Regions from separate parts of the Homo sapiens genome. Here region 2 is linked to region 1. A link is an interaction called in ENCODE POLR2A ChIA-PET data of the cell type or tissue named here. Cell type or tissue: HCT116. All regions are shown on one strand. Each heading gives the region's core, and the rest is flanking DNA. Links, peaks and the distances in the headings are about the cores only.

Region 1 (4,393 bases), core at 101-4,100:
ACTCCCCGGCCCATGGCAGACACCCAGCACCGCACCTCTTACATGGCGGGCAGGTCTAGGTGGGAGGTCTTCAAAGCTGGTTCTCACAGTGGGAGCCTGCATGAGGCGCAGGACATGCCAGTTGGCTCATAACCTCTGGGGCCAGCAGCACCTGATAGCCGCCAGGCAGTCAAAGCATGAGTTTTTCATCCTTCTTTTATTCTGGAACAATGGGAGTTTCCTTAGACAGGTAACCCAATAGACCCAGCATTTAGCCTCCTTGAAGAAAACACCAGAGTCTCAAATAACAAAACAAAACTAAATGCAAAGGGCTGTCCAAGTCCTCACTGTAACTCGAAATGGCATTGGGAACATTTATGGAGACTAGAAAATACAAGACCTCAAACCTGCTGGGTCTCAGACCAGGACACAGCCTCCTTCTCTCTGGCCAGTACACAAGTCATCAAACCACTGTCCATGTGTGAGCTGCCCAATCTACAAGCCAAGCCCAGCTGGAGACACCACTAACCCATCCCTATTTATTCTCTTAACCAAATAACTTCCAGATTTCCATTTCACCTGGCTAGAGAGCCACGTTTATGTCTCTAAAGCTTCGATCCTTCTTTAAGAACAAGAAATTAACAAAATCACAACGGCTCTTCCTAATGGTATTAAACATAAAACTTTCACGCTTATATAAACCTGAGAGCTCATGGAGTTAGTTCCACCTCCTCATTCCCCACACGAAGAGACTGTGGAGCTGTAAACTCAGTATATAACCCAAATGTAACTGGGGAAACTGGAATACAAACTGGATATTAAGAAATTAGTATTAATTGTATTAGTTGTGATAATGCTATTTTAATTACATAGGGAAACTTCCTTCTTCCTTCCTTCCTTCTTTCCCTTTTTCCTTCCCTCCTTCCTTCTTTCTCTCTCTCCCCACCCTCCCTCCCTTCCTTCCTTCTTTCCTTCCTTGGGTGAAGGAACAGAGATTGACACTACTGTTAGTATGGGTGTAACATCAAGATGTCTCCAATTTACTTTTTTTATATACGTGTGTATTTTTTTTGAGATGGAGTCTCGCTCTGTCGCCCAGGCTGGAGTACAGTGGTGTAATCTCGGCTCACTGCAACCTCTGCCTCCCAAGTCAAGCGATTCTCCCACCTCAGCCTCCCAGTTAGCTGGGATTACAGGCGCCTGCCACCATGCCCAGATAATTTCTATATTTTTAGTAGAGGTGGGGTTTCGCCATGTTGGCCAGGCTAATCTCAAATTCCTAACCTCCAGTGATCCACCCACCTAGGCCTCCCAAATGATTATAGGCGTGGGCCACCACGCCCGGCCAACATGTGTCTTTTTTTAAGCTTTACTGAGGTATGACTGACAAATAAAAATGGTATATATTTAGGTATACAACATGATGTTTTGATATATGTATACATCGTAACATGATGTTTTGATATATGTATACATCGTAACATGATGTTTTGATATATGTATACATCATAAAATGATCACCATGATCAAGCTAACATACCTATCAACTGCCATCATCACCCCTTGTGTGCGTGTGATGATGGCACTTGAGATCTACTCTCTTAGCAAATATCTTCACTTTTTTTTTTTTTAAACAGCTGGCCTGACCTAGGGTATACACAGCTGGTTAGTGGACGAGCTGGTTAACAGCAAGCGTGGTTCCTGCCAAGGCTGTTTTCAACATGCTATACTCTCAACACGGGAGCAGCTACACAAGACGACGGGGCCCTTCACACAGCCACACGGACCCTGCCCACTCAGCTTGGGGAGGTTCTACGTGCTCCCAATGAGGATGGCAGACAAGCCACACTTCAATGAGAGTAACTTGCTAGGTTGGCCTCTTTATCTGATTTTAATGGCCAAATACTCATGTAACATCGGCCCAGGTAACATTTGTTCTGAGTTTCAAAGACCACATCAGTGCACCAAGGAACTGGAATCTTTCATAACATAGTAACATGACGTAATAGAATCTGGATAGAATCATACAATAACAATCACAAACCGCTTGCTGTGTACCAGGAACTATTCTAAGTGTTTACAAGAATGATCTCAGTAAATCACAACATCCGATGAGATTATTATCTCCATCACATTGATGAAGTAACCAGGGCACAGAGAAGTTAAGAAAACCACCAAAACCACGGAGCCCTACACGACAGTCAGCGTTTTGGATGACTCAGCCGTACGTGCCCCTGTGATCACACTCCATTTCCGGATAGTCACATTTCATGTTTTTCACCGGGAGGAATGGTCCGGGGATAATTTCTTCTCATTCCTTTCTTTAAAAATAGTACAAAAGGATAAAAACAAAAAGTAAAAGAGAAAAATAAAATCTGCCACAGAGGCTAAAACAACATATCTGATGTCGAAAAAATGTTTTTCACTTTGTTTTTCTCAACAAAAATTCAAATCACTCAAGTACTGCTTGACTCTTCTCCAAACAAACCTAGGCAAGAAGTCCGTAGTATCTCTAAACAAACCCAGGCAAGAATCCACACGGCTCTACAGTTTCTCCTCCAGAGAACTCTGTGGGCCAGGCATGGTGGCCCATACCTGTAATCTCAGCAACTTTGGGAGGCTGAGGCAGGAGGATCACTTGAGGCCAGGAGTTCAAGATCAGCCTGGGCAATATAGAGAAACAAAAAAAAAATAAAAATTAAAATAAGCAAAAATAAAAATACAAAAAGTAAAAATAAGTAAAAAATCCAGGCATCGTGGCTCACGCTTGTAATCCCAACACTTTGGGAGGCCAAGGCAGGAGGATCACTTGAGGCCAGGAGTTCAAGATCAGCCTGGGCAATATAGAGAAACAAAAAAATAAATAAATAAAAATAAGTAAAAATAAAAATACAAAAAGTAAAAGTAAGTAAAAAAGTCCAGGAGTCGTGGCTCATGCCTGTAATCCCAACACTTTGGGAGGCCAAGGCAGGAGGATCACTTAAGGTCAGGAGTTCGAGACTAGCCTGACCAACATGGTGAAACCCTGTCTCTACTAAAAACAGAAAAAAATTAGCCAGGTGTAGTGGCACACACCTGTAATCCCAAATACTTGGGAGGCTGAGGCAGGACAATCACTTGAATCCAAAGGCAGAGGTTTCAGTGAGCCGAGATTGTGCCATTGCACCCTAGCCTGGGCAACAAGAGCGAAACTCCATCTCAAAAAATAATAATAATAAAAATAAGTAAAAAAAATAAATCAGCCAAGCATGGTGATACATACCTGTAGTCCTCGTTACTCAGGAGGCTGAGGCAGGAGGATCACTTGAGTCCAAGAGTTCAAGACTACAGTGAACTACAAAATTAACTTAAAATCAATATTTTTTTTTGAAATAGGATCTCACTCTATCACCAAGGCTGGAATGCTGTGGCACAATCTTGGCTTACTTCAGTCCCAACCTCTCAGGCTCAGGCAATCCTCCCACCTCACTCTTTTGAGTAGTTGGGACCCCAGGTGCACACAACTACACTCAGCTAATTTCTTAATTTTTTGGAGAGACGGGGTCTTGCTATGTAGCCCAGGCTGTTCTCAAACTCTTGGCCTCAAGCAATCTTTCTGTCTCAGCTTCCCAAAGTGTTGGGATTACAGGCATGAGCCACCACACCTAGCCCTAAAAATTTAAACATTTTAAAAAAGGAAAAAACTATCTGAAGGCTGCCCAGTGGCCAGCAGAGGCCTCTCATCATGATATATCAGAAAGTTACCAGTTATTCCCTTTAAGGACTCTAGGTGAGTTTCTGCAGAAAGAGTGACATGGGAAATAAATTGTTGTTGGCCTTCCAATACCTTTGCTAACTTCTCCAGTATTGATAATGACTTCGAACAAATCTTTATAATTTAATTACCTCTTGAAAGTGGTGCCTTCTGAAGCTAACACGAGATACAGACCATTCTGCAGAAGAATATACTCAGTAAAAAAAGACAGAGAGAGAGAGACACAGTGGAAAAAACTTAGACCCAAACACTGAGTTTCGAACATCCCAGAAAAGGAGACGTTGTCTTAAACAACCCATCCTAGACATGGCAAAATGTCTTAGGATGAATTGGGGAAGCTGCCAGTTGGGACACTCCCTAGTTCTATTCCAAAATCCCTTCCCTACATTTAGCCCAATTTAAGGTATCTCATGTAATTCTCAGAAAAGATCAAAGAATTCTCAAAGGAAGTCAACATCCAACTAAGATACAGCACACAGTATCTGACAGCAGGGAAGGAAGGGTAGACTCAAACCAGAACAACAAGGACAAAGAGTTCTAACTCCAAAGGGCTTGGGAATCACCGGCATAGAGCTTGCTGTAAAGTCTCCAACTGCAAAAAGAGAAAGGATTTATATCATGGCTACTATCCAGACTTTAGAAACATCTGAGCTTCCTCAA
Region 2 (4,346 bases), core at 347-4,346, 130 kb after region 1:
ATTTTTTCATTTTTTGTAGAGACAGGATGCTGCTATGTTTCCCAGGCTGTTCTCAAACTTCTGGGCTCAAGCAATCCTCCTACCTGGGCCTCCCAAAGCACTGGGATTACAAATGTGAGCCACTGCACTGGCCTGTTTCATATATATATATATATATATATATATATATATATATATATATATATATATATTTTGTTGTTGTTGTTTGTTTGTTTGTTTTTGTTTTTGTTTTTTTTTTGAGACGGAGTCTCACTCTGTCCCCCAGGCTGGAGTGCAGTGGCGCGATCTCAGCTTGCTGCAAGCTCCACCTCCCGGGTTCACGCCATTCTTCTGCCTCAGCCTCCTGAGTAGTTGGGACTACAGGCGCCCGCCACCACGCCCGGCTAATTTTTTGTACTTTTAGTAGAGACGGGGTTTCACCATGTTAGCCAGGATGGTCTCGATCTCCTGACCTCGTGATCCGCCCGCCTCAGCCTCCCAAAGTGCTGGGATTACAGGCATGAGCCACCGCGCCCAGCTGTTTTATATTTTTAAAGCTCTTAATATATTTCATTGGTGTTTGTTGTAATATGTGTTTTAATTTTGCTTATGATATTTTGACCAAAAAATGTTTTACATTTTATATAATGTAATCTATGGGTCTTTCCCTTTTTAATTACTTCCATTTTTTAAAATGACATTGTCTACATAGGCCGAGCATGGTGGCCCATGCCTGTAATCTCACACTTTGGGAAGCTGAAGCAGACAGATCACTTGAGGTCAAGAGTTCGAGACCAGCCTGACCAACATTTCGAAACACGTCTCTACCAAAAATACAAAAATTAGCATGAAATTTGCTTGAACCCAGGAGGCGGGGATTGCAGTGAGCAGAGATGGGGCCACTGCACTCCAGCCTGGGCAACAGAGTGAGACTCTGTCTCAATAAATAAATAGGCCGGGCGTGGTGGCTCATGCCTGTAATCCCAGCACTTTGGGAGGCCGAGGCGGGTGGATCGCCTGAGGTCAGGAGTTCAAGACCAGCCTGGCCAACATGGCGAAACCCCGTCTCTATTAAAAATACAAAAATTAGCCGGGTGTGGTGGCACACACCTGTAATCCCAGCTACTGGGGAGGCTGAGGCAGGAGAATCGCTTGAATCTGGGAGGTGGAGGTTGCAGTGGGCCAAGATCACACCACTGCACTCCAGCCTGGGTGACAGAGCAAGACACCATCTCGAAAAATAAATAAATAAATAATAAATTACAATGTCCTGTTTGACTCTGAGATCATTTAGATCTTCTTTTGGATTTTTTTTAATGGTTTTGTTACTGCATCTTACTCTTCATCCATCTTGAATTCATTTTGACATGGTTTGATCTCTGATGGTGAAGGTAAACATAACTTGAGACCTCTCTCAGATATTTCATTCTCTTACCATCATTAATTAAATAATTCATCCCTTTAGCAATGGTTTGTAAAACGCCTTTATCATAAACTCTTATTACGTGTTCTGGGATCTGCTTATGGTGGTCTTCTGTGTTCTATTCATCCATATTCTACTATTTTTACCAATAACACACTGCTTCAATTACTGTAATCTTACATACACCTATAGAACTTTTCATTGTTTCAAAGATCTTTCATGCATGTATGCATGTACCTTTTTTTTTTTTTTTGAGACAGAGTCTCACTCTGTTGCCCAGGCTGGAATGCAGCAGTGTGATCTCAGCCCACTGCAACCTCAGCCTCCCAGGTTCAAGCCATTCTCATGCCTCAGCCTCTCAAGTATCTGGGATTACAGGTATGCACCACCGCACCTAATTTTTTTTTTTTTTTTTTTTTTTGGTAGAGATAGGGTTTCCCCATGTTACCCAGGCTGGTCTCAAACTCCTAGCCTCAAGTGATCCACCCCTCTCAGCCTCCCAAAATGCTGGGATTACAGGCATAAGCCACAGCACCTGGCCTCATGCATACACTATATATATTTTTTTTTTTTGAGACGGAACCTCACTCTGTCACCAGGCTGGAGTGCAATCTTGGCTCGCTGCAACCTCTGCCTCCGGGTTCAAGCAATTCTGCCTCAGCCTCCAAAGCAGCTGGGACTACAGGCACATGCCACCATGCCTGACTAATTTGTGTATTTTTAGTAGAGACGGGGTTTCACTATGTTGGCCAGGATGGTGTCGATCTCTTGACCTCATGATCTACCCACCTCGGCCTCCCAAAGCGCTGGGATTACAGGCGTGAGCCACTGCGCCCAGCCTTACGTGTACTTTTATACATTATTCCATGTAAAAATATAGATCATTCATTTCTCTCATTTCTTTTGTCCCACTTATTACTCATGTAAAAGCAAATGTTCTCAGAAACATATGTCTGGACTAAATCTAAGAAAAGGATTTTGCAATTCTGGGCCTCTTCTTGGGTGCAAAAAAAACAAACAAACAAAATAAAAAGCGTGGTCTGGTTTTTAAAATGAAACACTACTAAATTGAAGAAACCAAAACAAAACAGTAGTGAAATCTGAGCATAAGCTTGTTTCATTTATTTTTTTTTTAATTGAGAAAGGGTGTGTTAATTTCTTTTTTTTTTTTTTTTTTTTTTTTTTTTGAGATGGAGTCTCACTCTGCCCCCAGGCTGGAGTGCAGTGGCGCAATCTCAGCTCACTGCAACCTCTGCCTCCTGGGTTCATGCGATTCTCCTGCCTCAGCCTCCCAAGTAGCTGGGACTATAGGTGCATGCCACCATGCCCAGCTAATTTTTGCATTTTTAGCAGAGACAGAGTTTCACTATGTTGGCCAGGCTATTCTCGAACTCCTAACCTCATGATCCGCCTGCTCGGCCTCCCAAAGTGCTAGGATTACAGGCATGAGCCACCGCACCCAGCCCACTTACTCTATTCTTTAGGAGTGACACATGAATCAACGATGGAGTCCACACTGAATGTCATCTACTGGGGCTCATGTTCCCAGAAAGAGGGTCTGTAGTGGCAGGTACCTATCACCAATGCAGCTCCCTCAGTATGGGGTCAACTGTCAAGGACTTAGGGAAGTCTGCTTCATCCAAGTATAAACCTTTGCAAATCAGCTTGACTTGGAGCCTTTGCCATCAGCACAAGCCACATCATAGCTGAGTGCAACAGCCTAACTGATCAGAACATGGTGGCCAGGAGGCCTGGGTGGTTGACTGTCCTTCTACTCTAACAGTCTTCCTTGCTTTCCTTACTCAGTTATCCTTGGGAAATGAGTATCCTGGTTCACAAGCAATCTCTAGGCAAGCTGTGCGTCAAGAAAACCCACCGCCATCACTAGAAAACAACTAGAAGTGTTCATCCTCTTAGGAAGAGGCAAGTCGGTCCACCTCACCATCAGTGAATGGCACATGACCATCAATCAGCACAGGCTTGTTGAATGAATGCGTGCATGAATGAATGACACTGGTCTAGGCTGTCTTTCACATGTCTTCATTCTTGTCAAAGACAGCCTAGACCACGCCCTAGGCTAAATAATAGTCAATATCAGGTCATGATCTTAGCCATTTGGAAATTTTTACATGGCCTGAACATGTGTGTAATTTCTTTTTCTTTTCTTTTCTTTTTTTTTTTTTTGAGATGGAGTCTCGCTTTGTCACCCAGGCTGGAGTGCAATGGCATGATCTCAGCTCACTGCAGCTTCCACCTCCCCAGTTCAAGCGATTCTCCCGCCTCAGCCTCTTGAGTAGCTGGGATTACAGGTGCCCACCACCATGTCTGGCTGATTTTTGTATTTTTAGTAGAGATGGGGTTTTGCCATGTTGGCCAGGCTGGTCTCAAACTCCTGACCTCAGGTGATCCGCCTGCCTCAGCCTCCCAAAGTTCTAGGATTATAGGCATGAGCCACTGTGCCCAGCCTGTAATTTCTTTTCTCTATCTTGAACAACTCAAAAGAATGTTAAAAAAAGAAAAAAAAAAAAAAGATATATGTGCCAAGCAAGCCGCATCACGTCCAAGTCTTCTTGGAGCTAGAGAGACAGCTTTGTGTGTTTTTCTGCAGATGGGTAAATAAGAATGAGATGAAGGAGAGAGAGGGGCCTGTTGATGGGAACAAGTATCAGATGCCCCCATTAAAAACAAGCGCTGGTGGCCAGGCGTGGTGGCTCACGCCTGTAATCCCAGCACTTTGGGAGGCCGAGGCGGGTGTATCACCTGAGGTCAGGAGTTCGAGACCATCCTGGCCAACATGGTGAAACCCCGTCTCTACTAAAAATACAAAAATTAGACAGGTGTGGTGGCAGGCACCTGTAATCCCAGCTACTCGAGAGGTTGAGGCAGGAGAATCACTTGAACCCAGGAAGCAGAGGTTGCAGTGAGCCGAGGATGCGAGACTGCA

What was found. ChIA-PET counts read pairs that join two places held together with the same protein. Peaks named below come from ENCODE experiments on the same cell type or tissue, not always from the same donor. Only the 100,000 strongest peaks of a DNase experiment are listed, where the experiment ranks them.
Region 2: POLR2A ChIA-PET joins it to region 1 with 7 read pairs; 2 of 35 experiments call an interaction of 5 or more read pairs at or near these places.

The regions. Positions count from the first base shown.
Region 1 is chr10:12,446,656-12,451,048 of GRCh38, reverse strand. The region is part of intron 1 of CAMK1D (calcium/calmodulin dependent protein kinase ID); the gene reads right to left. Among named protein-coding and RNA genes, the nearest start is that of CAMK1D, 99 kb to the right of the region's middle. RefSeq lists an enhancer at 1,444-2,643. In HCT116, for the core only: no CTCF peak of the experiment used is centred there; a DNase peak (open chromatin) is centred at 2,068; H3K4me3 peaks cover 1,047 bases; H3K27ac peaks cover 1,308 bases.
Region 2 is chr10:12,313,068-12,317,413 of GRCh38, reverse strand. No RefSeq gene overlaps it. Among named protein-coding and RNA genes, the nearest start is that of CAMK1D, 34 kb to the left of the region's middle. In HCT116, for the core only: no CTCF peak of the experiment used is centred there; no DNase peak of the experiment used is centred there.